Regions from separate parts of the Mus musculus genome. Here regions 2, 3 and 4 are each linked to region 1. Evidence: chromatin loops called from intact Hi-C (ENCODE). Cell type or tissue: heart. All regions are shown on one strand.

Evidence for each region. Hi-C counts contacts between places; a loop is a spot of excess contacts. Peaks named below come from ENCODE experiments on the same cell type or tissue, not always from the same donor. Only the 100,000 strongest peaks of a DNase experiment are listed, where the experiment ranks them.
Region 2: a loop joins it to region 1, with 2.1 times the contacts of the local background. A loop is called at or near these places in 2 of 42 quality-filtered maps.
Region 3: a loop joins it to region 1, with 2.0 times the contacts of the local background. A loop is called at or near these places in 4 of 42 quality-filtered maps.
Region 4: a loop joins it to region 1, with 12 times the contacts of the local background. A loop is called at or near these places in 11 of 42 quality-filtered maps.

What each region holds. Positions count from the first base shown.
Region 1 is chr17:5,186,545-5,194,544 of GRCm38, forward strand. The region is part of intron 4 of Arid1b (AT rich interactive domain 1B (SWI-like)); the gene reads left to right. Among named protein-coding and RNA genes, the nearest start is that of Gm34854, 34 kb to the right of the region's middle. In heart, CTCF peaks have their summits at 1,163 (motif pointing left), 3,446 and 4,051 (motif pointing right); DNase peaks (open chromatin) are centred at 2,067, 3,377 and 4,037; H3K4me3 peaks cover 1,374 bases; H3K27ac peaks cover 1,844 bases.
Region 2 is chr17:5,054,740-5,062,739 of GRCm38, forward strand. All of the region lies in intron 2 of Arid1b (AT rich interactive domain 1B (SWI-like)), which reads left to right. Among named protein-coding and RNA genes, the nearest start is that of Arid1b, 64 kb to the left of the region's middle. In heart, CTCF peaks have their summits at 2,153 (motif pointing right) and 3,786; a DNase peak (open chromatin) is centred at 3,822; H3K4me3 peaks cover 1,252 bases; H3K27ac peaks cover 899 bases; H3K27me3 peaks cover 121 bases.
Region 3 is chr17:5,070,767-5,078,766 of GRCm38, forward strand. The region is part of intron 2 of Arid1b (AT rich interactive domain 1B (SWI-like)); the gene reads left to right. Among named protein-coding and RNA genes, the nearest start is that of Arid1b, 80 kb to the left of the region's middle. In heart, no CTCF peak of the experiment used is centred here; a DNase peak (open chromatin) is centred at 4,185; H3K27ac peaks cover 397 bases.
Region 4 is chr17:4,902,691-4,910,690 of GRCm38, forward strand. It overlaps Gm34507 (predicted gene, 34507), which reads left to right and starts at 5,632. Exons shown (of 3, transcript NR_166049.1): 1 at 5,632-5,981. In heart, CTCF peaks have their summits at 4,862 and 5,764; DNase peaks (open chromatin) are centred at 5,531 and 6,111; H3K4me3 peaks cover 2,372 bases; H3K27ac peaks cover 2,486 bases.

The DNA of each region.
Region 1 (8,000 bases):
AACACATGTCACAATAACATTTGAGTACACTGGTCCAAATAAGAAATATTAGAACCAGCTCCTCTTATTTCTTTTAAATGTAGAACACATGACCAATTTTCTTGATATCCTTGCATAGGGCTGTGTGCATCCTCTCTACCGAGTTCCAATTTTAGCATACGTGGTGCTGAAATGAACATTTTTCCTCTTTTATTTTTCTTGATGTGGCTACTAGAAAATGATGTAACACCTACATGATTGCATTATATTTCTACAAATTCCACACTCTGCCTTAATTGAATTTCCCCTGCCTGTGGACCCACTTTCCACTGGTTGCTCTAGTTGGTAAGGCCTCTGCTCTGTGGAGAAGCTTGTGGGAATGCGGCGGTGGCTTTGGGTCCTTTCCAGCCATCACCCCTGACTGAGGAGGGCCTTGGAACTGGCAGAATGGGGTGACACTTCTTTGGCTACTTAAGTGGCAAACCTCCAGTCTATAAATGTCTGTTTAGGAGAAATAATGTTTTTTCCAGTTTGTTTTGGTTGCAGTTTCTTTTACCTGAAGCTAATTAATCTTGTAGAATATGTATTCATTGTATCCTCTGTTCCTCAAGAGTGTCAGGCTGTCAGTTGAGTGGTATCTAATTTTAGAGAACTGTCTCAAAGAAAGCAAGGTGCCCACTGCTGTGTTGGGCATGTGTAGTACTGGTTGAAAAGCCACAAACGTAACAAGTTCATGGGCATCTGAAAACTGCTCCTTAACCTTGGGGTGTCGCCTGAGGTTGCTGTCATTTATCTGAAGACAAAGCTGTGCTGGTCTTCCTAAAGAGCCCGTCTGTTAACAGCGAGACCCTCACATCCACAGTATGCTCTGAAGTTGGGAGTAAACGCAGCTCTGCCTGCTGCTTCTGTTGTGGTGCAAATGTTTAGAGTTTAAACTGTTCTGAAATGAAATGGACCTTCATAGAAGGGAAGACTTTTCAAAAACAATTTATAACTTTCTCTTTTTATGACGATGAGCACTCTCCTTTTAGAGCTGCTAGAATGTAGCTACAGGTGAGTGGTGTCTGAGGGTCATCTTTAGGCCTCAGCTTCCCTCTCACCAGTATGAGGTTACAAGGCATTGCTGGAGTGTGAGACTTCCTGGTTTCCAGATGTCCTCATTTGCACAGTGCTCACTAGATAGAGCCCTCTGCAGGGCACTGCTGGAGGTTCTGCAAGTGACATAACCATATATGCATACATACATAGTTATGCATGAAATGGAATTGCTGCTTCAGCCCAGCACTGTTCACATTCTAACAGTGGGGATCAGGGGAGCCTTGGCAGCTTTCAAAGGGCAGGATTACAGAGAGTGAAGGGGCCTGATTGGATAAAGGGGCGGAAAGACCTCAGTTGCCTTATTGCACAAGTCACTAGGGAGCGTGATTACCATCCAGTAATGAGTTTAGGGGAGTGAAACCACAGGGCAGATTAGGAACAGACTCCCCCTGGCCCTTTTACCTAAACTAAGGAGTTTAGACCCAGATCCTTTGGTATTCTCTGGCATTGTATGTGGAACAACAAATTGAAATCTGGATTTGCCAAGGATACCATAAGGCACCCCGAGGAGTGGATGGGAGATCCTATTGCAGTTTCTACTGTTGTGTGGATGTAGGAGAGAGCAGTCTCAGCAAGGCACTGAAAAAGGACTAGGCTGGGGTGAGTTTGAAAGCAGGTTTTGGGGACTGGTCTTGTCATGCTCAAAGATAGCACTAAGGAAGTTCCATTTAAGTCACCTCACAGCCATGAAGTGACTGTCAACCACCTGCAGATAGCAGGGACAGACGCTAAGAAACTGTCTTAGGGACACAAAGTCAGTATTTGAAGGAGTTAAATATAACCTCACACCCTCTTACTCCAGGGCCCATGCTTTGCCAAGTACCTCTCCCTTGGCATGGAGGACGAGGAGCATGTGAAGTTCTGAACTGTAGCCTTTTGCATCTACCTGGGAAGAGGGGTGAGGGGGCGTGGTCCTCCATGCTGCCTCTTGCCTGGGCTCTGCTAGGTTCTATCCCCACTGCATGCTGAGTGCTTTCCTTGCCCAGCTCCAAAGGCCTATTCATCACTACCCACGATTCTGTGTTTGGTTTCCCTCTGCAGCCTGACTGCAGACCCGAGTTTGCCTATCTGTTGACTGCCTTCTTGGCTGCACCACAATGTGTAGCACTGTAAAATACCTGACCATGTGTTCCTTGCACCCCGACGGAGCCTGCGTTCATTTCACTACTGTCCTAACCACAAATGAAGGAAGGTAGTAATTTACTGAACCCAGAAACATCTGAAAATTCCTTAACCTCATAGCCTGTGCAGGTAGTACAACTTGGTACCATTTGGAGGACTGAAAAGGAAGAAAAGGCTAGAGGGCTGGAAGGAGGGCAAATAATGTCAGAAAAAAAAAGTGAACTTTTAATCAAAAAATCTCAAAATTTTAAAAATTTGAAATAAAGTTGAAAAATACTGAAGCATATTCCTGTGAAAATCATCTGTAGGAGAACAAATGGGGTGAAAAATTTGAACATTCACTGATGAAGAATTTGCCCAAAGCAATTTGTATGATTGCCCATTTTAGGTAAATTTACTAAGTATCACCTTTTCTAGTAACACAAATCCTAACATTTCAAGTGTACAAATGATTTAATTCATAGTATGTCAGCATGCCTGCTTGCCTTTGACCCTGCTGGTACTATACAGACTAGATATGGCTGAATGAGAAGTACCACATTGCAGAGCCTAGGTGAGCTGCGTCAACATGACAACAGTAACAGCATTTAAAATCATGTGTTCATTTCTTTAAATATCTGTAACATTATCCAAAAGTTTCATATATAGCACTTGGTTGTGACAAAAAATAGTAATGGTGAATTGGTGCTTTTGTTTTTGCTAAGCTCTCAGATTACTTAATTTTCTTCCAAAAAGTAATGACTTGGGATTTGTGGCTATACGTGACACACATATATAACCATAATGGGATTGTTTAGAGAATTTGACCATTCAACCCGGTAAGCATAAGGGAGCGCTCAGCAGGGCCTTGGGTTGGATACCTGGGCCTGCAGCTTGCCTGGCTGCCTAATGGCAGCCCTGAGAAGCCTAACCTGCGGGGCACCCTAAGTCTCACTGTCTGTTTTCACGTTCCCTATCCTGGAAACGTGTGCGTGGGGTTTCTTTGTTTTCCTAGCGCAGTGTGTCCCACAGCTCGCGGGCCAGTGAGTGACTAGGCACTCCTCCAGGGAGGAAGAGGGGAAGCAGCGACTGCGCAGCCGCGGGTGGGGAGCTCCCGGCAGGCACCGCGGTGGGAGGCCTGGCCATCGAGCCACGGTCGGGGCTGTGCAGGCCCCACCCCAGAGGGCTCACTCCCAAAGTTTCTGCTGACGCAGCCGCGCTCCCGGCGGTGCTCCCAGTTTCTCCGAAACCCTCCCGCGCCCTCTGCCTGTCCCTGGAGAGGAGTGCCGAGGCGAGGGCCGAGCGGCTGCCCTGTATCCCTGCTGGAGCCGTCCGCCCCTGAGGAAAGGGCCCTCCCCCACTGTAGCGGGGCCGGTTGAAACTTGCTTTGCAGAAAGAGACAAAGTTGTAGACTCCCAAAACCCAGAGTCTGGGAGGATCAAACAACACCCCCCCTTCCCCCTCCCGTAGGCTGGGCCATGGGGAGACCAGAAGGCCGCTGGAAAGTAGGGTGGGGTGGAGTGATGGGGTGGGGCCAGTGGGGCAGGCAGTGGGTGGGGCGCCAGGGGGCGGGCCTTAGGCCTAAGCTGTGCACCAAGACAGGCGAGATGGAGGGCAAGAGTGGCTGGAGCGGAGGGTAGGGCCAAAGGCAAAGACCCTAACTACATTTGTGCAGTACCAGTTGGAACCAAGTGCAAGGTTCCTTGATGGGAAAACTAATTCATAGCATTTTTAAATCCCAGAAAAAGCCTAAGCTTTTGTAGCGTCTCATCTCCTGTCTGTACCTTCTTAAATTAAAAAAAAAAAAAGTTATTTTATGCTACTGGGTGTTTTGCCTGCTTGCATGTCTGTGCACAGCGGCTGTTCCTGGTACCCATGGAGGCCAGAAGAGGGCATCATCAGATCTCTTGAAACTGGGATTACATATGACCTGGGAGTTGAACCTACAAGCAGCAGGGTTTGTTATCCACTGAGACAACTTTCTAGCCTCTACTACGTTAGTAAATGCTAAGAGGATTTGGGGGGAAAGACATTTCTGGAGAATAAGACTAATCTGTCTAGAAGACCTAAGGCCACTGTCTGCTCTCTGTTGCTCACCTTCTATGGTATAGCAGTGTAACCTTAGACCTTTCAAGTAACCTGCATGACACATACAAGAAGTTAGTCGACATACATATACCAGACTTAGAGGACTAATCAGCCAGAGCCTCTAGTTGATAAATTATTTCCACTGTGATCTGTAGCCTGAATGGTTTTTAAAGTCAATGCAGTTGGTACTATGAAGAGTGAATTATTGATAATCATTAACATGACGGATATTTCCTGACCCAGTAGCTTAATTTTGGAAATTTGACACTTAAAGTTTGTTACAAAGGTTATTAAAGAGACTCTGAGCAACAAGTGTTTTGCAGAATACATTTTGTTTGGGCTTATGCCTCATATTTACTATGCACGTGCATGGTATTTTAACACAAGTATGTTTATGATGTGTATACAATTAATATTCTATTAGGAAAGATTGTTATAGTATGGACATTGCTAACCTTGATTACTGCTGCTCACTGCTGCCATTTGACAAAGTTTAAGCTAAATAAAATCCAGTTGATTTGGACATTTTGTAAAGAGAGGTGAATTGCATGCCGGGGTATACTACTACACTTTATCCTTAAAAAAAAACCACCTAGACGCAAATCGCTTATCATGCACGTGTGGATCTGTTTGGGCTTGCATTCACTACATGAATGCAGTAACACCCAACATACTAGAAGAGGTTGGTGTGTGTGTGTGTGTGTGTGTGTGTGTTGGGGATAGTTTTCATTTCTATCGTGGGTGCACATGGGAAACACTGGTGTCTTCTTCAGTATCTTTGCACCTTAGCTTTTGAGACCCACAAAGCATGAACTCAGTTTTCTCCGGGGTTTTCTTGTCTCTGAAGCCCCCCCCCCCGCCCCCCCCCCCATACTTCGAGCACAAGCCTAGCCATCTCCCTGGCATCTGAATATGGGTGTGTCCTGTAGCTCAGGCCCCTGTGCTTGTTCAGCCGCCTCTTTACCAAGTAGCCATGGCTCCAGCCCTTCTTTTTAGGGTTTGAGCTTGTATAATGGTCATGAAACTGATGGGGTCAATAAGTTGTGGGTTGACAGGCATTTAAGTCCTTGGCTTTGTGAATACTGAGTTAGTAGAAAGACTTAATTTTCTTGTATCTCAGGAGGAATGGAAAAGCAAGCAGAAAAATTCTTATAAACGGATACAATTTGTAACAGTGCCTGTAACATAAATTTAATAAAAACAGCTTCCTTTCTCATCCCACCTGTATTTACTGTTACATTGACCCCATTGATGGAAACAGCCCAGAAATTATTGGTGTATCAAACTATGAACGTTATATGGAGCATCCTAGACTTTAAATACTAAATCAAAGAAGACATATCTGTTTGGGATATTTTAATCACTTCTATTTCTAAATGCAATTTCTGTGTATATTCTCTTATAGCATATTGTAAAGCTGCCTCTCTGATATCATAGTGAGTTTGAAATTATTTTGTTTCCCTGGTTCCTTGAAATTTTGGAAGAGCTAGGAAGCAAATGCATAATTTGACCGATTTTACATTCAAGTGTAGGCAGTTGTCTCAGATTATATTTTCAATTTTGAACTTTCCCCCCATTTTTAAATAGTGGCTTTGTATTACTAATAGTTGAGTGCCTCCCCCTCTTAAGTAAATACGGCATCAAGCTCACATTGCATATGAAATGTCTGTCTGTGCAGGCCTGTCAGTGAACTCGAGAGTACATGTTTAGAAGGTCATGCCCCTGACCTGGCCTCCTCAGTACTTACTCCTTTGTGGAGTTTGGGGTTTTTGCCCTCCCTACCCAAAAATCAGTGATGTGTGACTATACTGTGCCAGGACATAAGGTAGCTTTCATCAAAACAGTGATGCCTGGTAAGATGTGACACAAATGAACCTTAGCCCCAAGTGACCATTTCCTTCTTATGTTTGGTTATATATTGTCTATTTCAGAAATCTCACGCTTAACTCAAAGGCTATAAAAATTTGTTTGAATGCAATTGAGTCTACTTAATGTAAAGTGTTGACAGGGCTCCAGTGAGCAGACTCTCTGGTATCAGTGGTAGAAAACATTTCTCCTAGAGATTGCTTTCCAAATAGAAAGCCACTTGCGGGCACAAGCTTGGTACTCTTGAGTTCTGCATTGCACCTCCCTGATGTACAATAGGGGACTGCCTTTCAAACAGTGTAAATATAGCATTCTTTGAGAGCCTTTCTGTTTTAAGGTTTGAACTATAAAACTCGTGTTGTAAACTGTCTGAGAGTGACCTGGAAGAGGTAGTATAGATTTGTGCTTTAGACCTGAAGGCGATGTAATGTTCTCATGTCTAACCTTGAGCATACTGCTTAGTATATTAGCTATAGGAGTGTGTGTGTGTGTGTGAGTGTATGTGAGTGAGTGTGTGTGTGTGTGTGTGTGTGTGTGTGTGAGTGTGTGTGAGTGTGTGTGTGTGAGTGTGTGTGTTAGAGTGTGTGTGTGAGTGTGTCTGTGTGTGTGAGTGTGTGTGTGTGAGTGAGTGTGTGTGTCTGTGTGTGTGTGAGTGAGTGTGTGTGAGAGTGTGTGTGTGAGAATGTGTGTGTGAGTGTGTGTGTGAGTGTGTGCCTGTGAGTGTGCGTGTGCATGTGCGTGTGTGTTTCCTCATGGTTGACTTACTATTTTTCATGTTAAAATTGCAGTTTATGTTTAGTTTTTGCAAAATTACAGAGAGGTTTGGAACAGATTAGATTTCTAGTATGCAAGAAGCTCTGAGTTCAATTCTGGGCACTGGAAAAAAATCTTTTGTTAGACAAAAGTGTGTGTGTGAGTGTATGTGAGTGTGTGTGTATGTGTGTGAGTGTGTGTGTTAGAGTGTGTGTGTTAGACAAAAGATTTTTTTCTAGTTGCAGAAAATAACCTATAGGCATTTCTGTCTGAACTGAACCATTTAAAAGCCCCAAAGTGCCCCACACACCCCCAAATAAAAGTAGAGCAGTTTCTAATTCATAGAAAAATTTGTATAAACTATTAGTTGATTTTTGTTTGTTTGAGAAAGGGTCTCCTTGTGTAGCCTACCCTAACCTGGCCCACTCTGGTTCCCATGCTGGTCCCTACCTCTGGGTCCTGCTGCTGCAGCTTCCTGGGTGATGCGAGTGCAGGTGTGTGCCACCAGCCACACTCAAGCTTTAACCCAGTGTTCTAGAGCACTTTATCAAGACAATAGAGAAAGTACTACAGGTCGGACATTAGGGGCATTTTGAGGATGTGACTATACTGGTGGTTTAATCACATCTGGAAAATCGTTAACGTTTTCCAAGGACTGTGGTTTGCTGTTTTATAAACTGAAAATAACATTTACACAATCACAAGAGGATGCTCTGTTGTCTTAGGGAGGTTCTCCATGCCCCTCAGAGTCTGCCCCTTCTCCACACCAGATCCTCACAAGCACACCCACTTCCTCTCCCTGTAGATTTGGTGTTTCTAGATAGATGGAATCACACAGTAGCTAGCCCCTCAGCTGGCTCCCTCCTCAGAGCTCCAGCTCACCCATGTTGCTGCTTGTAGTTAAAGTCAGCTACTTTGTGTTGGTGTGTAGCTTTCTGTTAACACCGGTGGGTCCCACAGCCCTGGTTTATCTGTTCACCAATTGGAGGATGTCTGGCATCCTTCCAGTGTTTGTCAGTGAGAGATGAGCAAGGCTCCCACAGCCATTCTCATACCCAATTCCATGTGCAGGTGCTTTCCTTCCTCCCAGGAAAACATGGAGACAGAGGGGCCCA
Region 2 (8,000 bases), 130 kb before region 1:
AATAGGTCCCATTAGACCCTGGTCTTGTCAGAGAGGCTTGTTCTAGGTCTGCGTGAGAAGCAAGCTGTTTCAAGTTTCATCAGCCTTTAAAGGTTTTTAGGCTTTTCTTTTCTTGTCTTTTCCGTTCTTTTTTCTTACAGACTTCTGCACCGGTTTCTGAGTCTCGCCCTCCTTCCCCATGTTCCCCTTTCATTTGTATCCTGGTCTGGTGCTTTCCTGCATCAGCTCAGGGAGTAAGCCGGGGTGGGGGAAATCATCTAAAATTGATCTCAATAACTCAGTTGAGTAAAGTTAAATTTATTCTATTTATATTTTTAAGACGAGATACTGTCCTTCCACATTTAGAAGCAGCACTAGGTTCCAGAGTAGAGAAAATCCCACCTCCACAGATCAGAAATGTGCGTCTGTTAAAGTTGTTTTCCTCAGAGGACATTTCAAAAGTAACACATGGCTTCTATTGACCTCATTTTCTTCCACCTGAGAAATGATGTTGAACTGGGCCTGCGTCAGAGAGCCATGGTGCCTCTATGACAGTCAAGCAGAGAATTCCCACTTAACACTATGGGCTTCAGTGCTGATGAGTTTCGCATTGGGCAATGGGACCCTGACAGAAATCTAAGGCAGCGCCCAGAGCGTGCTGTCAGTGCTCTCCAGTTTGGGCTGGCGTTTAAGATGAGGTAAATGTTGTGGAAATATACAAAGAAACTCCAGTATGAGGGAAAACGTCCTCTTTTTGGCACCAGGTTCCCTTTCTTCCTCTTGCCTTCTCTGCCATTTCTGTCACGTAATTCAGCCATCAGTGTTCATGTGAGTCCAGCTGTGTAGGACTCAAGGCTGTCCGTGTGTTCCACAGGCTCAGCTTCCTGTTTGCTGGCCTTGATGATAGTGTCATCACTTCAGATGTAGGCACCGGCTGCAGCCCAGCTCCAAGCCCCTTGAGTGTGGTGGGGCCAGTCAGTTGGACAGAGGAGAACGTTTCTCATGGTCATGGTGAGCATCTCTTTGTTCTTTGAGGATCTGAAAGCTGCTGTCTGTACTTCGGAATCCAGAACTAATACAGCCTATGGCAGCAGGGACAAACTCAATTAACTTAGTTTCTTGTGGTATATCAGCAAGTGGAGTGGACTTCTCCTGGGCCACTCGACCAGTGGGTTCACGGACGGTGCTGGCATCCTGTGTGTCTGTGAGTAGGTGGCATCCAAGTCCTTTCTTAGTTTTTTAAGTCCTTTGTCCACTGAGAGCCATGCATGGGTTTTGTGTGTCCCTTTTTTGGGGGGCACACCCCTGGAGAAGCTTCTTTGAAAGGCGTGGTGGTGGTGGGGATCAGTGTCCCCAGTGTCCCCAGTATCAGAGGGTCAGGTGGCTTTGCTTGAGCACATAGATGTGGAGGTTGGCAATAATCTACCCTGAAGCCTCTATCTCCCCGTCTGTGTGTCCCGCAGGGCGTCTGTGGAGGTGTCCAGGCCTTCGTCCTTTGTATGTTGCCTTCCTTTTTCCTTCTCTGGAGACTTCAGATGTGTTGAATTGAAATTTGTCTTTTCCCGCTTGTTTTTCTAGACTCATCTAATGTTAACCGTGTGTGTGTGTGTGTGTGTGTGTGTGTGTGTGTGTGTGTGTGTGGTTGGCAGGTGAGTGGGTATTTTCTTTGCTAATGTCACATCATAGTTTCCTTTGTGACCCTTGGAAGTTTTATTGGTTAACCCTGGGTTAATTAACTCCTTACTTTCACATTATCCCCCACTCGTCACCTGTTTATCTTTCCCCCTATTTCTTGGCAGGTATTGTTAATCTCCCCTCCGTCCTGTTAGGGGCTGTATTTACTTTTTTCTTTTTCACAGTTTCACTATGTATAGACTTGTTTTTCTTCACAAACTTTTCTGATATCATCATTTCAGGAAGACAGCAGTTCATCTGCCTTTACACAGCTTTAGAAACCGGTGACTGTAAGGTTCTACTTTCAAAGAGAAAGTTCTGTGTCCTTGGTTGACCAGTTGCCCTGGTGGACTAGATGACGGAGTGGGAGTTGAGCCATTTTCTTTGAGGCCCCTCTTGTGTTGTCTGCATGCTTCTCCCACTAAGGTATCCATTGCTCTCAGAGAGGGGGGTCTGCTGTGTCCCTCCCCGCCACACTGTTTCCATGGCTCCTCTCCTGCTGGCCCTCCAGATGGCAGTCCTCCTCTGCCTGAGGTGAGGACAGGGAAGGGGGCTCTGTGTTCCTCATTGCAGGTCTTTCTGTCCAGCTCCCACCACCCTGATTCCTGAGTCTTTGGGGTTTCGTGCTTTAATTAGCTTGCTTCTTATCCTCTCACCTAGAACAAATTAAAACATTAATTATCGCTTGTCTCTCTGCTTTTCTCCTTCCAAAAATTCTTTGACCTCTTGCCTGCTGCTACCCCAGCTCATGTTTTCTCTGCCCTCACAGATTTAGACTTTTACCTTTTCATTGTTCCTTCCGTGGGGGTCCATACATAGTTATAAACAGGAGCCTTGATCTGTTTATGGAAACCTGTAGAGACATTTTTAGTAAGAGCTTCTCTTACAAACTGTTGTCTACATGTTTGGGTTTCAGTGTGCCACCTGGTAACACTCTGGCTCCAGAAGTGTGTGCATTAAGACCAGAGGGGACTTCAGGAGATAAGTATCTGCGGGGTCGATTGTTGGCAGGGCCCTGGCCTGAGGAGCTGTGTGAGGTGGGGCTGTCTCTGTGTAGATTAGCCAGGAGAAAGTTCGTGGTACTGAGGCAGTGCTTTCAGAGTGATTGCTCCCTCGGGTGTGCAGGGTAGGGCTGGGAGGACAGCCTCTAGGCCAGTGGGTTCTCTGCCCATCCACAGGAGGCCAGGCTAGGGTTGCTGAGTGCCTGTGAGGGGGGCTGCTGTGAGGGATGGTGGGAAGGGACAGTTTTAAGGTGAACTGGGACAAGGGTTAGCAGAGCAGCACCACAGGAAGGCAAGGGCCACAGGCTGGGCCCAGAGGATACTCTCTGTGGTGGGAGTAGACCCTCAGGGCTGCAGCTCTGCCTGCTGCCTGCTGATGCTCTCCCTGATGCTGGAAGCTGCAGGCTCCTTGATTGAAGCCCTGCCTTGCTGGTCTCCACCTACTCCTATTGGAAGATAATCATGTTTTCATAATTGATACTAACAATCTAACAGATATGGCTAGCCTCACTCCTCAGAGAAAGACAGAATGGCATGTATCACAGGCAAAAGGTTTTTTTTTTTTTTTTTTTTTACTAAAGTTTGTGTTTAATGCAATTTTTAGCAATAGAGAACAGAATGGAAAAAGAACCTTCTGATTCATACTTATTAAGCAACCCAGAAAATAAGTTAACTGTAGTAGGGCAATCAGGAATTTTATCTACAGGCACAGCTTCATAGTATCTGTATGTGTGGCCCAGTGCCAAGACCAGTGTGAAACTAAAAACAACAACAGCAAACTGTTAGAGCAATTATAACAAGTCAACTTTGTATCCTTCTGTGTCAGGAATGAAAAATAAAGAGTCCAGCTTCCCCGGCCTGCCGGCCTGCCGGCCAGTATTTAGCATTCCTGCTGCTGTTTACAGAGCTTTGCATATGGTCTTTGAAACCCTGCGTGCTCTTTCAGCGTGAACCATCTACTCACTCTTATCAGCTTTCAAGATGCTGTCTCTCACAGCTCTGCCACTGTTAGAGCAGGTCCGGAATCAAGCAGGGAGCTGGGAAAGAGCTCCGCTGCAGAGCTCGGCTGCAGACCGCCATCCTGGCTGGAGGTTGCTAAGCTTCTGTGTACATTCCTGGTGCCCTCCTGGTGGCCTGATCCTTAGGCCTCCTTAAGTTAAAAATACTGGGTGTGTGTGGTCTTGGCAGCTGGCACGAGGCCAGGCTTTTTATATCCTGCTCTGGCCTGGGAATGGAGCTCAGCAGAGGGGGTGCACAGTGTGGGGAGGCCCTGCTGCCTGGCTGTTCTGGTTTTGTTGTTCTAAGGAAGAGACAGCTGATGCTGGCCCTCCACGCGCATCTTTCTTTTGGTCTGATGTTTGTTAGAGTAGCCATAGAGAGCCAACTTTAGAGTTTAATTTCCTTTCCCCTTTGAAGCCTGTTATACCATCTGTTAGAGAGAAACTTCTATGCCTAACTACTTATACTTTAACTAATTAATTGGGCACTGGGTTCCTGGACATATTTATTAAATGTCAACAACTTGGGACATTTAGTCTTTGTTTTTAGAGTTTTATGTCCAGTAGGATTTTTCTTAAACTATGTCCAGAATATCCTCGGGAGTGTGCACACTGCTTTACATTTTTTGTTATGAATTATTGATTAGATTGTTCTGAAGGTATCCATTTGTTTCTTCCTCCCCACAGCAGCACCTAGGAAGCTGTTTTCTGTCTCCCTCCCTCTTCTGGGTGCTGTTTTACATACTAGCATGCCAGGGCTAAAGGAGGCAAGGCAGACTCATCGCCTGCTTGTGCTATTAGACATCCGTACAGTGAGGAACAGTGCTGTGGAGTCTTCATTGTGAATGCTGTTCAGGCTGTTCCCTGCAGTATGTGGGTCAATGGGTGGCCCAGTTCAAGACCTGGGGCACTTCAGAAGAAGTGAGGTGTCTGCCCCTGGAGAGGTGTCTTCTGGGAGAGGCAAGCATCCATGTGTGTCTTGTGGGGAGGGAGTGGCTAAAGCGCTTATGGCGTATGATTGATAAGCCGATTGTCACAGTCGGGTGGACCCCAAGGAAGGGACAAGCATGTCATTGGCCCTGACAGTGATTGACAAGGGGAGGCAATTCACGTGCTTTCTCAGATGAAGATGCACTAAAGCGTTCTTTTGCACTGTTCTTCCCAAGGCCTCACGGCCACATGCCTTGTGACATTCTTGGGATGTTTTTACACAAAGTGAGGTCCTTTGCAATTTTAAGTATTCTTTACATTTAATTTATGTTTGTGTGTGTCCTGAGTGTGGTGCAGGCATGTCAGTGTGTGGGCACATGGAGGCCTCTGTTGGCCTTGTTGCCTTGAGACAGGGTCTGTCAGCAAACAGGTGCACATTACTTTCTCTAGGCTGCCTGGCCACCAAATCTCTAGGATCTTCCAGTCTCTGCCCCCAGTGCTGGGGTCACAGGTGAGCAGAGCTGTTTCTCACTTTTCTTGTAGATGCTGGGGATTTGAACTTGGGTCTTTATGTTGGCCATAGCAGGTAGTCACCTCCTGGAATTGAAGACTATTTTCTGGCAGACTTTAATGGGTAGCCCTGGCTATGGCCCTGCATGGCAGACTCGAGCTTGCCCCACTTCTTAGCCCATGCGGGAAAGATCCTGCTCGTTCGTTCTGAAGTTGGCCCAGTGCACAGAATCAGCTCTCACTAGGAGCACTTACTTGCTTCCTTCTTTGGAAATGGAAACTGTTGGGCAGAGGGGTGGACATGGCGAGGGTGTTTGAGCACACTATAGCAGACCGTTTTGGCCTGGCCAATGTGAATCGATGTGTTTTTATTAGAGCTCTTTGGCTGATCTTGGACTGTAGCATTCTCACGTTGGACTGAACGTTAACAAAATATGGATGCTTTTCTTCCTTGGGATCGGCTGCTAAATGTAAGGGGCTTTGTGGATCAGTGCTGCGATCTCTTCATTTGTAGGGTGGGAGTCCACTAAGATGGGAACTTATGTGGAGGGGTTTGCTGAGGTTCTGAGTCAGAGCCCTTTGGAAGGCATGTTGGAATAGGCCATGTAGGTGGGGAGAGCCTCGAACTCTACCTTTGCTGGGGATGGAGGACACTTGTGCTCTTTTCTCTCCTTATCTCCCCGCCCACCCGTTTTAAAGTAATTCTGTAAAATATATAAGAATGTAACTGCTTAATGCAAAAGTAAGACCCCATTTTTCAGAGATAAAGTAAGTGTGTGTGTGTGTATGTATGTGTGTAGCCGTGAATAACACAGCACAGTGCTGTGCCCCTGTGCTGTGGTTTCCTCCCTGGCTAGTGCACCTGTGTGTTTGCTGTGTGCTCCTCTCTCCCATTTTGTGTAGGCTGCACGGCAGGCCTTTGTGTGGATTGCTGTGTTCAGGCCAGCATGAGGGGACTGATTTCACTGCTGCTACAGGAGGTGGTGGAGGAGAGCTGGCAGCTTTAAGGATCACGAGCTCTTCCTTTAAGGGAATTTCCTAGAAGTGAAAAGAGGCCACCTAGCCCATGATCAGAAAACAATCAAAGCAGAAGAATGGAGCATCCGCCCTCCTGTTGCTTTTAAAAAGTGTTCTTTCCTGGGTCACAGGAAAGTGCCACTGGCAGCAAGTGACCTCACTTGGGGGCTTCCTGGGACTGCTTAGCTTGGGAGTGGAATATCTTGTGTGGTCTCCTGTTTTCCATTTGGCCTTTGATCTGTCTGCCTTCACTCAGAAAGTTTAAAATTTACCTGTATTTTGTAATACCCAATTCATAGACTATAAACATAGCCTGTGTGTTCTGAGCATGTTTTCTCTGTTTTGTAATCTGTGCTGTTGACTGTAAATCTTAAGACACTCCTTAGAGGTTATTCTTTGCCTGCTTTTGGATCTGTAGTGAAAATTAAAGGTACTTTAAAGTCCAGAAAGTGGATGATGTCCACTGGTCAGTAATTAGTGAACTCGGTAAAGGGCAGCTGCTCAGAGAAGTAGGAGAGTCTGTGGTGGCTGGGCATGTACCAGGGCAGCTGTGAAGTAACGTGGCAGGTGGCTAGTGAGAATTCTGTCGTTCTCCTTACAGTACATCTAAAAGCTCAATAACTGTTGGGTGGGAGTAGATGAGTGTTGAGCATTTGTGGAGAGTGTACATGGTCCAGAGCTCTATCACCAGCATGTAAAAACCAAAGCAAAAGTCAGGCATGCTGGTGCACACCTCTGATCCTGGCACTCAGGAGGCACAGGCAGGCTTATCTCTGAGTTCAAGGCCAGCCTGGTCTACAAAGTGAGTTCCAATACAGCCAGGGCTACACAGAGAAACCATCTTCAAAAACAAGAGCCACCACCACCAAAAGCCAAAGCAAAATAAAAAAGAATATAAATGTACTAGCATGAAGCAGCTTCCGTTGTGATTGGAGTAAGTGCAGAGCTAGGATGCACTGCACGGGAGGCTTCAGGCTGGCGTGGAAGGACTTAGCAGCCTGTGTCTGTTTCATAATCTTTTTCCAGTGGAAACTTAACATTTACCAGGATGACCTTTTAAAAGTCACGGCCTGCCTCATTCATCGTCCCTCTTTGAAACCATGTTTACTCTAAAAGTTGAAAGGACATTGTCTTAAGTTTTTCTTTCCATAGGACATGTGCTGGTTTGTTGTTTTTTTCTGTAAAATGCCTATATAATATAAGAGAGTAACAAAGCACAAAGGCTCTTCTGTAACCTCCCATTGGTTAGCCACTGAACAAAGCTTCAGAACTTTGCTCATGAACAGGACTGGGCTTTGCCTTATGGGTGTCTGTGTGTTCATAGTGCACAGTGCCATGTTAGAATAGGCTCCGGCACCCTGCGCTGTTCAGTAAAACATCTATGAGGCAAAGAAACCAATAAAGAGAAGAATCAGTCCCTCAGGGGTCTGTGTGTACAAGTCTCGTGGTGCTGGGGCTGTTTGTGGTACTCGTGAGGCTGAGCTCTGGAATCTCGAACTGACTCTGAGGACAGAGAAAGAAACCTGTGGTTATTTATACAGGGTCCACGTGCTCCTTGTATTCAAGCCTCTAGCTGCTCTTGGCTTCTGACACAACTCTCTTTAATTGTGTATTTGGGAAATTACAACAAAAACCAACATTTTAAAAGAAGAACTTCCCTCCGATGGCGAATCAGACTGGTCGCGGCTCTGGATCAGATTTTTAAGGGCTCCCTTTGGAGCTGTCCAGTTATTTTGCTATTTCAGACTGGCTTGCCTGTGACATTGTAGCTCTTAAGATAATTTAGAGCTGTAGGACGTTGAGTGGGTTTGAACCATGCTGTATAATGTAATATGGAATTTTGTAACACTGTTAAAATTCTTTCCTTTGCATTCAGATGACTAAGTACAGT
Region 3 (8,000 bases), 120 kb before region 1:
GTTTTTATTTATACCAAGGTGATTTGTGAAAATGGTAAGTGAGGTTGATGGTTCTGTAGTGCTGGCTAGTTTATGTCAGCTTGACCCCAGTCAGTGGAGCAGAGGGAGCCTGTAGAGAATGTCTCCATTTTCTCCTATAGACTGGCCTTTATGATAGTTCTTTATTTAGTGATTAATGGTGACGGTTGCAGTGCATTGTGGGTGGGCCCATGCCTGGACTGGTGGTCCTGGGTTCTATAAGAGAGCAAGCTGAGCAAGCCAGTGAAAGCAAGCCAGTAAGGAACATCCCTCCAGGGCCTCTGCATCAGCTGGTGCCTCCCAGATCCCTGCCCTTTGTGAGTTCCTGTCCTGACTTCCTTTAGTGATTGATGAACAGCAATGCCGAAGGCCAAATAAACCTTTTGCTCCCCAACTTGCTTTTTTGTCAGTGTTTCATCTCAGCTAAAGAAACCCTAAGCAGGACATGAGCTGTGGCCATCAGAGATCGTAATCACTGTCCTCCCTCCTTTGGCCCCTCCCCTGTACGAGCCCTTTCAACCTCTCGCTGAGTCTTCTGGTAAGTCTTCCATCTTTGAGGTACACCTTGTTCTGTTACCTTCAGCTTACATGCTGTGTCTTGCTTTTCCCTCTGGGTGAAAGCCGCTTAGCATTGCTTTCCACTTGAGGCCTTGCTCTTCTGGTTCTCTCCGCACACACTGATGCTAAGTTGGAATTGACCGCGGCTGTGTTTCCGATGTTCAGACTGGGTAAAAGAAGCAGAAACAAGCAATAGCTTATTATTATTAGCTTACCCACATTGTCTTTGGTTTTCAGCAGAGAGTGGCTGGCCTGCATTCCCTTTGCAGAGTGTACTGCCCTACAGTGTGCTGTGCTGTACTTTGGGTCTGCTGGGTCAGCTGTCATTTATGTTCCACAGGTCTCTCTTCTTGCTCTTTGTGGCTTATCCTTGGATTGACATTTGCTGTCATCTCTTGAACTGGGCTGGGTCCTTTGTAGCTGTTCTGTGTCCTTAGGACCATCTTCTAGTGGGTCCCTCAGAAATGGAACAGAGAAGTAAATCCAAGGTCTTGCGTGTTGGAGAATTATCTTTATTTTACCTTCATATGCAAATTACAGAATGACTGAGAAGAGAATTTTGGAAGTCACATTCCATGAACATGTGTGTGTATACATGTGTGTACATATATGTGCATATACTTACATATATGTGCACATTTATACACACGTTATTCTGAAGCCAATTGATGCACACCTACATACACACACATATGATTACATTTTTAGATACAGGAATTCACTATCTAGCCACTGCTGACCTGGAACATGCTTTGTAGCAGGATTAGATTTGTCTCTGCCACCCAAGGGCTGGCATTAAAGGTGTGTACCACCATGCCAGCATTCGGAAGTGGTCCTCACCATCTCTACTGGCTAGTTTTGTATCAACTTGACACAGCTGGAGTTATCACAGAGAAAGGAGCTTCAGTTGAGGAAATGCCTCCATGAGATCCAACTGTAAGGCATTTTCTCAATTAGTGATCAAGGGGGAAAGGCCCCTTGTGGGTGGTGCCATCTCTGGGCTGGTAGTCTTGGTTCTGTAAGAGAGCAGGCTGAGCAAGCCAGAAGAAGCAAGCCAGTAAAGAACATCCCTCTATGGCCTCTGCATCAGCTCCTGCTTCCTGACCTGCTTGAGTTCCAGTCCTGACTTCCTTGGTGATGAACAGCAATGTGGAAGTGTAAGCTGAATAAACCCTTTCCTCCCCAACTTGCTTCTTGGTCATGATGTTTGTGCAGGAATAGAAACCCTGACTAAGACACCATCTTAACCACTTATGTTGTCCTGGGATCTGAAGCCATTTCTGGTTTTGCTCCTAAACTTTGCTATTTCTCTGTGCCTCCCCACCCCCACAATGGTGTAGCTTCTGACTTCCTGGTGTCCTTGAGCTCCATCTCAGCCTGGCCGCTTCTTTGGCCATGCACCCTGACTCTGAGTCACACAAACACCCTGGGACTCTTTCATCTCCAACGTTATCTCTACCCTTCATTATTCCATGTTTTGTAGTCTCTTCCCTTACTGTTCTTGTTAGGATGTCGACTCAGTGTGCTCCGTGGGGCCCTAGTGAGCACCAGCACCCCTCAGCCTCAGCCTGCTGTGTAGCTGTTGCTTCTGGTTTGGGGCTTAGGGCTATTTCTCTTCTGTTTTTCTTTTTTTTTTTTTTTTTTTTTCCCTCTTGGTTACCCTTTGTAGATGACTCCCAGTTCCAGCATTATATATTTAATTTACAAAAGCTCTTTTTCATCTCCTCAAACCTTCCCTTTCTTATCCTTAATTTCTTTGTTGTTTTGTTTGTTTTAATACAATCCTGTTCTTATTTCAGAAAACCATTTTTCTCTGAAACATAATTGACTGTGCTCTGTTTTACACAGTTTCATTTTCTTCTATTATGTCTCTTTTTAGGTTTTTTTTTTTTGTTTTGTTTTGTTTTTTAAATTCTATTTTATGTTAGGTACTTTCTTAAACTACCAAGAAATCTCAGGTTGTCTGAGTTTCTGAGGAGAGATTGGGTTGCTGGGCATTGGTTGCCGATTGTGTGGAGAGGGGATGGAAGTTGGTCCCTCCTAAGTTTGCATTTATATCTATCTGTTCTGTTGGTTTGGCCTGGTGTTAACCCAGGCAGAGGATGCTGGCATGCTCTTAACAGAGAGGATCTTAGCATCCAGCTGCTGCTGCTGGTGGGTTCCAGCAGTGCTTCTGGGGCCTCCGCTTAGCCATCTTACAGGAGTAAGACTGGCTTCTTCCAGGATGAGGGAGGACAAGCTGAACTTCATGGGAGAGGATCTTCTTGGTCGTTGCTTCTTCCTCCCATGTTTAGGCTGTAGATCCCTTTCGCAGCCCCTCGCATCTGTGCCCGCCAGCTGCCGCTCTGCCCTTGCCTGTATCCAGGGCCATCAAATTCCTGTGCCCTGCCAGCCTTTCTGGTCCACTGCATGTAAGCAGCTCAGGTAGTCACTGTCTGTCCGTCTGTTTATGGCTTCCACATTTTGCTGCAGTTGTTCCTGTACTCAGGAGTTTGTTAGAAGAGCAGACAGAGCGGGCAACCAGAAGCAAGCAGTATTGCCATTTTGTTTAGGAGGGAATGACTCTAGATGTGAGCTTGAACCTGCTACCTTCCTGCAGATGTCTCTGTAGGTTATAAATGTGGAAGTCAGAAAGGTAGAAGTTTGGCTTCTTCTGTACCTTCAGGTCTGCTTGGGGTTTTCTCCTGCTCCGTACAGACTTTTTTAACTTCTGTGAATATGTACACAATTGTGGGTGACAATCTGTCCAATAAACAGAATTTTTACAGACATTAAATATAATCAACAGCCTCAAAGAGTCATGTATATTCTGTTTTTTGTTGTTGTTGTTTTTTGCCTCCCCCCCCCCCCCCCCCCACCAGTGGCTTTGATTGTTCACATAAATTGAAAATGCGGTCTCTTTTGTGTCTTGGAAGTTACTTCATTTAAATATGACTTAATATACTTCACTCTCTGTGCAGACATCTTAAAATTACTTGTGATCACAGTCTGTCCTGTAATGTCACTGACCTACACAACACATCTCACACAGCATAATAAGAGTTGTTATGGGCTGGAGAGGTGGCTCACCAGTTAAGAGCACCTACTGCTCTTTGGAAGGTCCTGAGTTCAAATCCCAGCAACCATATGGTGGATCACAACCAACCGTAATGAGATCTGACGCCCTCTTCTAGAGTGTCTGAAGACAGCTACAGTGTACTTACATATAATAAATAAATGAATCTTTTTTTTTTTTTAAAAAAGAGTTGTTATAATGCTGTTTGTTTCAGAGATATTTCCCATTAACAATATGTGGGTCTCCCTCGCCCTCCCCCTTCCCCTCCCTCTCCACCCCCTCCCCCCCCCGTGTGTGTGTGTGTGTGTGTGTGTGTGTGTGTGTGTAAGTGGTCCATTGGCACATTCCTTTCCTTCCCTTGCTCTCAGCACTTACCACACTTTTGGCTCCTGACAAAGGGTGTGTTGGGCAGACTGTCCTTCATACCGTCATCCATCAGCCCTGTACTCCTCCTGTAACTGCTTCTGTAGCTGTGGACTTTCTGGAGTGTGTGCTGGAGCATCCTCTGGGGAACCCTCCTTCCCCTTCCTCCCCAGATGTCCACAGTTGACACTGTTGTCCGGGACATTGCTGGAGCTCCTGGAAAGCAGCACAGGCAGGCAGTTATCTCACTGGACAAAGTCTGTGCAAGAGGTGCTTGTGGAGGGCAGAGGGCCAGGCCGGGTGCCCTGGTGGGCTCGGAGGTACAGCTGGTGGTTGGTGTTGGCTAGAAGGTTTACCTGCTAAGGGCAGGAGTGTGTGCTGGGAGCCCCTTTACATGGATGCAAACTGGGCTGAGCAGGATGGGGGTGTCCTGCCCTCATCTTGATAGTACACGTGCATGCACATTGTTTGCTGTGGAAGGGTGGCCTAGATGTGACACTGGAATGTGTGATTTCCTAACCAGCTGCATCAGAAAGTACTTGAGTAGTACCCAAGTAGGGTCATGATCAGAAAGACATGTGATCTTTTTTCCACTTTGTTTGTATGTGGAAATCATTGCAGATGGAGCGGCTGGTAACCCACAGACATTTATTCTTTCAATGTGGTAGTCCAAGACCAATGTGCTGCCAGGACCTGTTTCCTGATGCGTGGCCCCTGCTTTCTGCATGTGCACCTGGAAGACAGGGGGCCACCTGGGTCTGAAGTCTCATGTAAAAGGTCTCTCCTTAAAGCTGACTATCTAATTACTCCCCAAAGGGTGAGCTCCTGCCACCTCACTGTGGCCACGAGGGGTAGATTGCCAGTGTAAGCATTGTGGAGGGATACTTAAGACAAAACTTAATAGTGAATTAGTTATTTTTGTACAAAGCCACCCAGAACTATATATGATAGCTCTTTAGATATTTAAAAAGCTGGGCTTAGTGTCACACACCTTTCATCCCAGCACTCAGAAGCCAGAGAGATAGGTGCATCTCTGTGAGTTTGAGGCCATCCTGGGCTACATAGTGTTCCAGGGCTGCTTGAGCTACATAGGACTGTGTCTCTGAGGGGTATGAGGAGATTAAAAGAAAAGATTTAAAGATGAATTTTGGTTATAGTTTTAATGATTCTTGTGGTATTTTCTATTATATCAGTGTGGAATAGGAAGATTTTAAAGAATTCAGCTACATTGTTCTAAAAAGGTGTCAGTCTCAGAATAGCAATCATGGTGATACACATTTTTAAGGAAGTCATAGCTTGTAAAAATTACTCATTGAAAAGTCTTCCTTAAAATATCTGTTTCCATTCAGGATGCTCATTTCTTTTAAATTGACATTCATTGTAGGAAATATTTGTATGTTTTAAAAATGAGTTTAAAGACTTGCAACTTTGTGTCAAAGGCCATATTCTCATAGTAACTTTAGAAAATTTCCTTAATGATACTTCCTGTACAACCAAGAAATAAAACAAAACACAAACAAACAACAAGCCCCAAATGTTGCCCGACATTCGCAGGCCTTGCTCAGGAAGAGGGCCACTCTTCTTTTGTTGCTTCAGGCTCTGCCTGTCAGAAGGGAGGAATAATTATGGTTTTTTTTTCTTTCTTTTTTAGATTAATTTGTACATTTATGTACATTAAAGTGCTCAGTGTAATTTACTATATTTGCCTTATAAATATTGGCAGAATTCCATCCTTAATGAGTTTGTAGGTCAGTAATCCAAATAAACCTAATTTACTGAAAACAGTGAGCTAAGGGCCTCTATAGTTCATATTGATCTGGCTGTCTGAGGGGTTGGCTGGACATGGGGACCGTGTCTACTCTGCTTTTCTCACTAATATCAGACTTGACGGTATGTGAGCAGAAGTCCACCAAGAATTAATGACAGATAGGATATGAAGAGATACATTTGTCAAAAGTGAACTTTAAAATGGATTCCTTAATAGAGAGTCTTAGAAACAAAACAAAAATAAATGTGACATTATCTTGTGGGAAAAATTAGTTCTGAGAAAGTTGTAGAGTCTCATTTAGCAACTTTAGACACCTGTTGAAAATATTTTAAGAATATCACTTCTATAACATTTCCGTGTTTCTTGTTATAAAACATAACAACTGACAGCTATGACTATTACTAGCTCTGTTGTGAATGGTGCAGTAAGCTGTGAGGCTGGAGCAGGGCCAGCCATGGATAAGGATGCCCATGCCCGTCGTTCCCAGAGGGTCACCATCCCTGTGGGAGTGTTACCCATGCTTGCTCTCGTCTACCTAGGCAATTCTAGATCTAACTCCTGGATTATGGTGTCCTTGAAGAAGGACAGCTGGTGGCTAGAATGCCCCTACTGGCCTGGACCCCATTCTCTCATGTGACAGCAGACAAATCTGGGGAGAGCTTTGTGCATTTTGGAGAACACCATCCTTCCTGCTTGTGCCAGCAGTGCCCTTTTGTAGTGCTGCGAAGCTCAGAGCCCTACTTTGGGCTTGAGGGCTGAGGCAGGGTTCGGGCACAGCTTCCTGTGAGATGGCTGTGTATGGCAGACCCAGCCTAACGCGGAATGCAAAGCACCCTGGCTCCAGAGGCTGAGCATACCTGAATATACCCTTACTCTAGGGCTTGGGGTAGCAGATATAGTAGCACATTAATTAACTGAGGTAAAGCTCAGTCTCTGTCTTTGATCTCGATAGCTTACATTTTTCTTGTGCTTTCTAGCTTTATTTATAAGAGCTTGTTTGAACTAAGTCTTGTCAAAGATCAATCTGTGTGGTATTTTAGAATCCATGGAACATGAATTCTCAATCTGCCAGGAAAATAGAAAGCCCTTGAAAATCATATTTAACATGGGGCATACATCACATGGATAGGTGTATAAGAATTGTGCTGTGTTTGAACATAATCTGTATGCTAATTTTTTAAAGTATTATGTTGGACTCTGGAGCAAATCAGAAATAGTAGGTTTTACTAAATCTCATTCTCTTGTAGCCATCCTTAGTAATGATTCTCCTTCCCCTGACTGGCAATTTTCTTTATGTTTTATAGTTGAGATTTCCATTCTTGTATTTTAATATGTGGAACCTTTGGGTTTCTAATACACTAGAAATGCCTTTATAGTTTATCTCAATAAATTTGATGACTAGAAAGTAAGTGAGCCCTCTACCCTTTTGATAATCTGCAAGAAGAAAGACGACTTGCTAACAGAGATGTACCAGCAGGGCTGAATCTAATAACTTTCCTGGCTTCGTGTTTATTGTGTACAAAGGTGGTGACATTTTGCAGGTCAGGAATACCATAGCTTATTTTCATGTCTTGTTCTTTGCAATACCTAGCTAGCCCGGTGCCAGACAGGCCATAGGTGGCGGATTAGAGAAGGGCTTGCTAAGGGAACACACGGAGCAACCCCCCAGCAAACGCCACAGAGGGTTCTGTTTACCTCTGTCGCGGGCAGGGTGGAAAGCAGTCTCGCACAGTGCTTTTGAATGTTATAACCATAATAACAAGGTTCCCCTTTTTTCTCTGTCCTTAGTTTTAGAAGGTACTGAGACTGAGTAAACAACCCTCTGGATGTCCACCGTGATTTTCTGATGTCTGTGATCCTGAAGTGTGTGGTGGTAGGAAGGAGTGCTGGGGTAGACTCTGGACTTCAGCCTTGGCCCCTCAGATCTGTGTCCTTTTTGTTGAGCAGAGCATGAATGTTAAATATGTTAAAGCAAGCCGCTGGGACCTGGTGTTTGGTACATCATCACATCCTGTCTCCCCATCTTCCTTGTCATCCTTTTTCAATTCTCACTGCTCAGTTTTAGGCATTGATTTTCAGTCTGTATTGTTTAGTGACTTGGTAGACATTCATCAGTCATTTCCCTCCTTCAGGTCCGACTAGGGCAGAGAGAGGCATGAGGTTTAAGCACAGTGCTGAGGGATAAAGCTGCTTTATCCCCTCGCGCTTCAGCCTGGGGACACTGATGTCACCCGATGG
Region 4 (8,000 bases), 280 kb before region 1:
ATCAATGCTATCAGGCTTTCTGTAGGTGAAGAGTAGCAGGGACAGGAAGAATGAGCTCAAGAAAAACCTACCAAGCAGCTAGGTTATTCCATCTATATTTATTAAACAAATGGGTTTAGTACTTACCATAAAATTTAAAAATGTCATAAAAACCAGTTGTCTCTGTCATTTTCTATTGCTACGACTAAACACCTAAGACCAAGAAATTTATAAAGATGAGAAATCTCTTTAGCTGCCAGTTCTGGAGGCCAGAAATCCAAGACTAGCAGCCACATCTGCTCAGTTTCGGATGTAGGCTCTCTTGCTAGATCGTAATGTGGCAGAGAGCATCCCACAATAGCACAGAGCAAGTGTGTTTTACAACACAGCCACTCCCTCAGCAACTTATGAAGCTGCAAAAGCTCCACCCCTTCAAGAGCCGTTAGCACAAGATTTTGGTTATTAAGTTTCCAACACACAAAATTTGGAGTGCACATTTGGTGCACAGCCTATCTTACACATTTATTATTTATTGACTCTTCACAGCGCTGTGGGCGAGCTCAACTGGGTAGTTCTGATTTGGGATTAGACAGCAGCTGGCATTAAACAGGAGGGAAAAACCAGATGGGCAACTGTCAAGGCTGAAGGTCGATGCTATCTGCTGGCTGCTGGAACACTGCTGGAAGCAGATTGCATGATATCAACCAGCCCACCTACAAATGATCTCACCTAGACCCAGTTCCTCAGTCTTGAAGATTACAGTCATGTCCTGAGAGGAAATGTCTCAAGAGCCAGGATTCCAAGAAATTCAGGAGGAGGCAACAAGATGCTTGCTGCATATTCAAAGAAAGACATCATAAAGATGTGCGTAAAGCACATGCGGTCGGGGGAGGGGGAGGCTGAAGCAATGACCTCATGGTCAAGTGTACTTGTTCTTGCAGAGAACCAGAGCTCAATTCCCAGCACCCACATGGCAGCTCACAAACATCTGTAACTCTAGACTAGGCCATATGTTAACCTCTGTAACCACCATGGCTACCAGACACATATGTGTATAAATATGGATTCAGGAAAAACACCCATACACATAAAATAAATAAATAGACACATACTGATTGATAGATAGATAGATAGATAGATAGATTAGATAGATAATAGATTTTTTTAGGAGTGTGGTTAAGGGAGGCATGGCTCCAGGGATGGAGAAATCTCTGTAATAAAAACAAAACAGATAGATGATAGATGCATGCATATTATTTATCATATGTAACACAACTATATTATTTCTACGTTACATATGAACATTAGATGAAGCACTTCACATACATTGTTTCATCGTATAAATGAATCTAGCAGGTAAGTATACTTTTTCCATTTTACCAAAGAAGCTTCTGGACTTTAAAGAACTTAAGTTGGCAACCTGAGATTACCAAGCCATACTTTCCATCTCTGGAATCCAAGCACTGCACCGTCTGCCCTTATTAACTCAAAGATGTCCACTAGCTAGCTTTACTTTCAACATGCAAAACTGTTCTAGGCAGCACCCGTGGAATTAGGGATGAGAACAGCGATATGGCCTCTGCCTCCGAAGCTCTCAGTATTGTTTTAAGCAGGTACAAAGCAGTCTTTGTGCAAGTAGAATGACCTGAGTTCCCAGTTCAGATCCCCGGAATGTAAAAGCCAGACACTTTACCGCAAGACTGTAATCCCAGCAGTCTCACACGGAGATGGGAAACAGAAGAATCTCCCAGAAATCTTGTGAGCCATTTAGCCTGGAGTTGGCAGCATGGAGCCAAAGAGAGATGCCATAACAAGACGGAAGGCAAGAACTGATGCCCTCTGGCCTCTACTCAGATGCCCGCCGTGGTACGTAAACATTATCACACACAAACACATAAATACAACCATCGTGCATGTACACACACATAGTACAAAGACACACAAACAAAAAGAAATGCTAAAAGAGTTGCTAAGAAATTTTTTTAGCCGGGCGTGGTGGCACACGCCTTTAATCCCAGCACTCGAGAGGCAGAGGCAGGTGGATTTCTGAGTTCGAGGCCAGCCTGGTCTACAAAGTGAATTCCAGGACAGCCAGGACTATACAGAGAAACCCTGTCTCAAAAAAAAAAAAAAAAAAAAAAAACCAAAAAAAAAACAAAAAGGATTTTTTTAAAGCATCTTATTATATAACTCTGTGGTATGAGCCTGAAATCAATCCTAGTGCTTGAAAGCTAGAAATAGGAGATTGCCGATATCAACCAGCCTTGGCTACATAGTGAGGTCAGGATCAGCCTGAGCTACACAAGACCCTGTTTTGAAAGACAACAAAAAGATCTTAAGGTATGAAGTATGGCTGAAGAGGAAATTTTAAGGGTTGTTGGAAAGTCAGTTAGATGATGTTTTGCTGGGGCAAACACATGAAGGAACATGGACATGGGTGTGAGAGACTAAGGCAGACTCATGAAGGAACATTTCACTGAAGCAGACACTGGAGAGAGGATGTTCTGCTAAAACAAGCATATAAAAGGACACGTGATGAAGGTTTCTTTACTAACAACATACATGTATTGGTTCTGGTGGTGTACTGCAGTTTCTTGCTGCTTCCATGGACTCAGACTGATTGGATGCACGTGCTGAAGCAAGACGTTCTGAGGCAAGGCACATGGAGGACACGTGATGTTTGGAGGGTATAAATAGGACTCCACAGAGTAACAGAGGCAGAGCGTGGCTTGCTGGTACAGCTAGCTGTGCAACACTTATGGGTCCCAAGTCTTTGCTGATCTTTGCTTCTCTGAGAAAGCAGAGCAACCAGAGCTTCTCCTGGTGTTCCTGTCGGTCCCTCCTACTGACTCTTGTTGAGGCTGAGGCCTAACTCTGTTTGCTAGGTCCTGCCACCGCTGCTGATTCCTGTTTGCTATCCTGACTCTACTAAACTGGACTCCTGGAGTATCTGTGAGGTGTTTGTGAGTGGATCAAGCTGCTGTTGCTGCTAACCTGTGACTTCCAGAAAACACAAACAGGAGTTGCTCCAAAGAACCTTTCTTAACAGGACCACTTACCCCAAATCCTTTCTTTTCTACTACCTCTGGTGGGTGGTGGGCTAAAGGGGGGAGGGGGGGGAGTAAAGCATTTAAGAACCATCACTAAAAATAAGGTTTTAAAAAATTAAAGTTGTGTGTGGTAAACAACAATTTTTAATTTTGATGGGCCCTCCATCCATCAAATTAAATTAAAGGCAGTCAACACTTTGGTTCCTATATCTATAGCTTCTATGATGGAGTCAATCCATCCATAAACAATCTTTTTTTTTCTTCTGTTTTTTTTCTCTTTTCTTTTCCTCTTCCATTTTTTTCTTTCCTTTTCTTTCCCTTTTAGATGTGACCTTGCTATATAACTCAAGCTCACCTCAGATTTGCAAGCCCTTCCTTAACCTCACCTCACTGTATGCCAACACACCCTGCTATACAGACTAAACAGTACAGCATAGTATGACATTTAGGATGTGTTAGGTATATAAACTGGAGATGATTTAAAGCAGAGTATCCAACCTTTTGACATTGTCACATGACATTGTCATCTACAAATGTGTTGTGCTACATTCTCAGTTATCATGGGCCACACATCAAACAGTTATGAAAAGCACGGTCACATTCAAAGACTATATGAAAATATTAACCATGCTGCATAAGAGACTGGGACATAAGGATTTTAGTATGGGGAGATGCTGAATAAACAATTTTATTGGGAATATCCAAGGGAAATTACACTGAAAATGCTTCTTGATCCCTTTGTATATTCTTTATAGAGATAGAAAAAAATAAAATAAAAAGCCCTCAGCATAAGAAAGCTGTGGGTGAAGAGTGAGGCCTGGCCCCCAGGAGCCCAGTAAGGAGCGGCTGAAACTCTTCTGAAGGAAAAGCCCCAGCACACGTTCCTGGGCTGCTCTCTCCATGAGGAAGGGATTGTCTTTGTTGAACATGTAAAAATTTAAATACTATTGATTCTCTTCCAACAGACCAGGCAGGCAGGAGTGAGAGAGTCTATGTGTGGGTGGGTGTGAGCGTGGCTTTAGAAAGCTGTTTTTCCTTTTTCTCTGTAGTAGGTGGAGCCATAAACCCTTCAACTGTTGTATACATACATTGCTGACCACTTGCCCTACCTACAGGGCAATAATTTTCCACTCTGTAAGGCAATCAATATGCTATCTACTACCATTCCCTTCTCCTTACCCTCACAGTTTTAAGATATTTTTAAAATTACAACTTCTTCAAAGTTTCCATTTTAAGCCTTTGGTTTTGTTCAAAGCTGTTAGTTTTCGACTTAAGGGAAAATTTTTGTTTGTTTATTTCTGCTCTCAACTGTTATAAGCCCCATAGTTTAGTTTTAAGGACTCGAGTCACAGTATACCTTATTCGTCCCCTTGTGACTGCTACTGCAGCCCTGGGTGTTTTGTATAATGCATGAGTGAGCCCCGCTTAGAAATAGAAATGCATTTTCAATAAGTATTTATTATGTTGTTCTGAGCATACAGCTTTAAATTTGCCCGCTGTAGCTTGAAGCATTACACAAACTGTTGGTCTGCCGACTGCCTCTCTGGCAGCAGCACACACAGAAAATAGATTGCTAAGGGTCTCCCCCACCCCCCTCCTCTCCCTGTCCTCTCTTCCCTCTCTCCCTCCCTTGCTTTTCCTTTTTCTCGTTTTCTCTAAACGGGTCTTGAACATTTTTTTTTAAATCTTGTGGCATTTTTAATCAACACGTATTTCCTTCCAAGACCTATGCTCCTCTATTGATTCCCATTAAAATGCTTTTCTTTTCTTTGACCCTCTCTGCTGATCGAATTTCAGATCAGCCACAGGATATGCAACTAACCTTCCGGCACTACTGAACCCAGCCGAGCGAGGGTGATCAAAAGACTTGATGCATTCATTAAACATTCCCCTCGCCCGGGCAGAAGCTCTAATGGAAGCTATCTTTTTGCACGGCATTCCCCCCCCCCCCCCGCCGCTTTTTTTTTTTTTTTTTTTTTTTTTTTGGTCTTTCCCTCCACCCTCCAAAAAGAAAAAAATTTTTTATTTTTAATTTTTATTTTATTTTTATTTATTTATTTATTTTATTTTTTTGCCTTTGATGGCAAGGGAGGGGAGGGGGGAGAACATGAGAACAAAAGAGACTTATCTTCCCCCCCCCCCGCCCCCGGCTGACGTCAGTTTGATTTTACTGACAACTATTCGAGCGTGCGGAGCAGTTGGAAGCGGCCCCAGCCACCCCCGCCCCCCCACACCTTCCACTTTGGGGAGAAAACAAGACTTTTAGCGGCTCCGGAGACGCGCCCTGAAAATGGCCCGCTCGGCAAAGGGCATCCGAGGCTTATTTGTGTGGCACGATCTTTACTGGGGCGGAAAACACGCGGCGGGGGAGGAGCGGGAACGGGCGCAGCGGGGCGGGGAGAGCCAGGAATGTTCCTTCCCGGCTGCGAGCCCGAGGACATGGGGCCGAGGAAACAGGCCCCGCCCGGCCGTCGCGAGTCCGGGCGCGGGCGGCTCCGGGCGGCTCCGGGCGGGGCGGCCGCGCGAGGGTTCCGGCCTGACCGAGCCGGGGGAGCAAGGAGCCCGCGACCCCTCCGGCGCGCGTGCGCGGTGCGGCCCTCACGCACACCACCGCCGCCACCCCTGGCCGCCGAGGCCTCCGCGACGCCTGTCTCGGCTCCGGGAACGCGGCGGGCGGGCGGCAAAACCCGGTCTGGAAGGGGGTGGGGATCACACGGCGTGGCTTAAAGGCCCCGCTCCGGCGTCCTCCACCAGGCTGGAGAAGCTGCCGAGTTCCCAGGCGGGGCCCCGGAGGCAAAGGCTCGGCCGAGGGCAAAGCCATGTCTGCGGTTGCCAGGACCTGAAGATGTATGAGCGACCTGAACCGTCTCTGGAAAAGTCATATTTTCCAGGCTTTCGTGAAGTAGTCATCGCTCCTGTTCTAAATCTGGAGGCGGCTGCGTATCTATTTCAGTGAGAGAGGAAGATGTAAAAACTAGACCGGACTCGGGGAAACGTGGGCAGCGAGTGGGGTTGGATCGCGCCTGAGGTCCACTCAGTCCCCGTGACTCCTCAGACCTGGGTGTCTTCATCAGCTTAGGGTGTGTTAGGGGGACTCAGCCGGGCGGTCATCAGCATGGCCCAGAGGCTGGGGGCGTGGCTCGGGGTAGAAGTTTGGGGTTCACCCCAGCAGCTGGGCAGAATCCCACTCACCTTTCTTTCAGAAAAAGTACTGACTTTCCCAAGTGAAAACATGTATAAAATAAGACGTCAGGTTTTCATTTGACACCTTGTATGTGCTGCTGTCTTTTTTGGTTTGTTTTGTTATTTTTGAGATGGTGGGACTGGAACCCAGAGCCCCCTGCGTGCTAAGCAACTGCAACTCTCCGCCAACTGAACTATATCCCCGATCACTGCTCTGAAATAATTTAAGTATGTGCTTGTGTTTCTAACCATCTCCAAAATGGCTGCGGAGGATCCCAGAGTATGAGTACCAAGGTTTATTATTTTGGTATCTGCCCTAGGCCCTTCGGTGTTCACCATTAAGCACGGAGTACTTTTTTCTGGATGAGTGTATGGTAGCAAGAATGAAGTCCTGAGAAGCTAGCAGAAAGATCTGTTCACTTGAACTGAGTAAGGGAGATAGGCTGGGCTTTGTGAAAGGTTGGTCTGTTGAGCAGCACGGTGGAGACCAGCCACAGATGACAGGAAAAGCCATTCCACGTTGAGTTTCCTATCAATGTGTGATAGGAACGGAATAGGGCTAAGTAATATTGTATTACACATTTACATCTCTGTATGTAATACAATAGAGAATATGGACTAACAGAAACCATGGGAAAAAAAGAAAGCAAGCAAAGAAGGCTGTAGGCAGTTTATGGGAATTTCAGAAAATTTACACGAAATGAAAAATGCCAAGAAAATTCTGGGTTGGGAGTTGGGGAGACACTAAATAGCACAATGAGGTTCTCCCTGGAAAAGGAGGAGAGAGACAAGTGTGGAACCGATGTTTTCATTAAATATCTTTGACCATTAGGATCTTTCTCACTGGTGAAGACATGAGTGGATTTAGAAACAGGGAAAGGTATTAGTCATCTCTGTTAAGAGATGAAACTCACTGGAGACAAGATAAATGCCTACCTTCAGGAATTTTAAATAAATGGTGGCAGGGTCACAAAATGGAAAGCAAGGGAATATGTAGTCAGTCATTAAAATTATAGTTCAGGGCTGGAGGGATGGCTCAGCATTTAAGAGCACCCGTTGCTTTTGTAGAGGGCTTAGCTTGGTTCCCAGCACCCGCAAGTCACCTCACAATTGTCTGTAACTCCAGCTTCAGGGACTCAGCACCAGGCACACACATGCTGCACCTACATATATGAAGGCAAAATACTCATATACATAAAATATAAATAAATAATCTTAAGCTGCACTGCAGAGCCTGAGAAGTGGCTATTAGCAAAATTCTTATTCTGCAAATACAAGCAACTGAGTTCAATTCCCAGAACCCAGATAAAAATATCGGGTGTGGTAGTGTTTGCTTCTAATTCCATCACGGAGGAGATGGAGACGAGGATCCCTGAGGCACCCTGGCCAGCTAACCTAGCCTACTTGGCAAGCTCCAGGTAGTGAGAAGCCTTGCTTCAAAACCCAAAGAGGATGCCTCCTGAGGAGTAAGACCTGCCAGGACCTGAACAGCTTTGGACTTAACCTTACTAGATCAAAGGGGAATGAGGAAACCACAGACACACACATACCTATACAAAAAAGCAGGCAAGGTTAGGAGGCAACTTGAATGGACACACACCAGCAGCCCTGGGTTCTGATTAGCGAATTTCAGGTGGGGGCTCTGTAGGGGAGCAGTCCCAGGCCGAAGTCATCTTAGAAGAGACAGCCTCACACTGTCAACATCCTTATTCAGACCAGGAAAAGTTCTTGCGATTCCCATGGAGCTAAGACAGCGGTTCTCAGCCTGTGGGTCTCAACCCCTCTAGG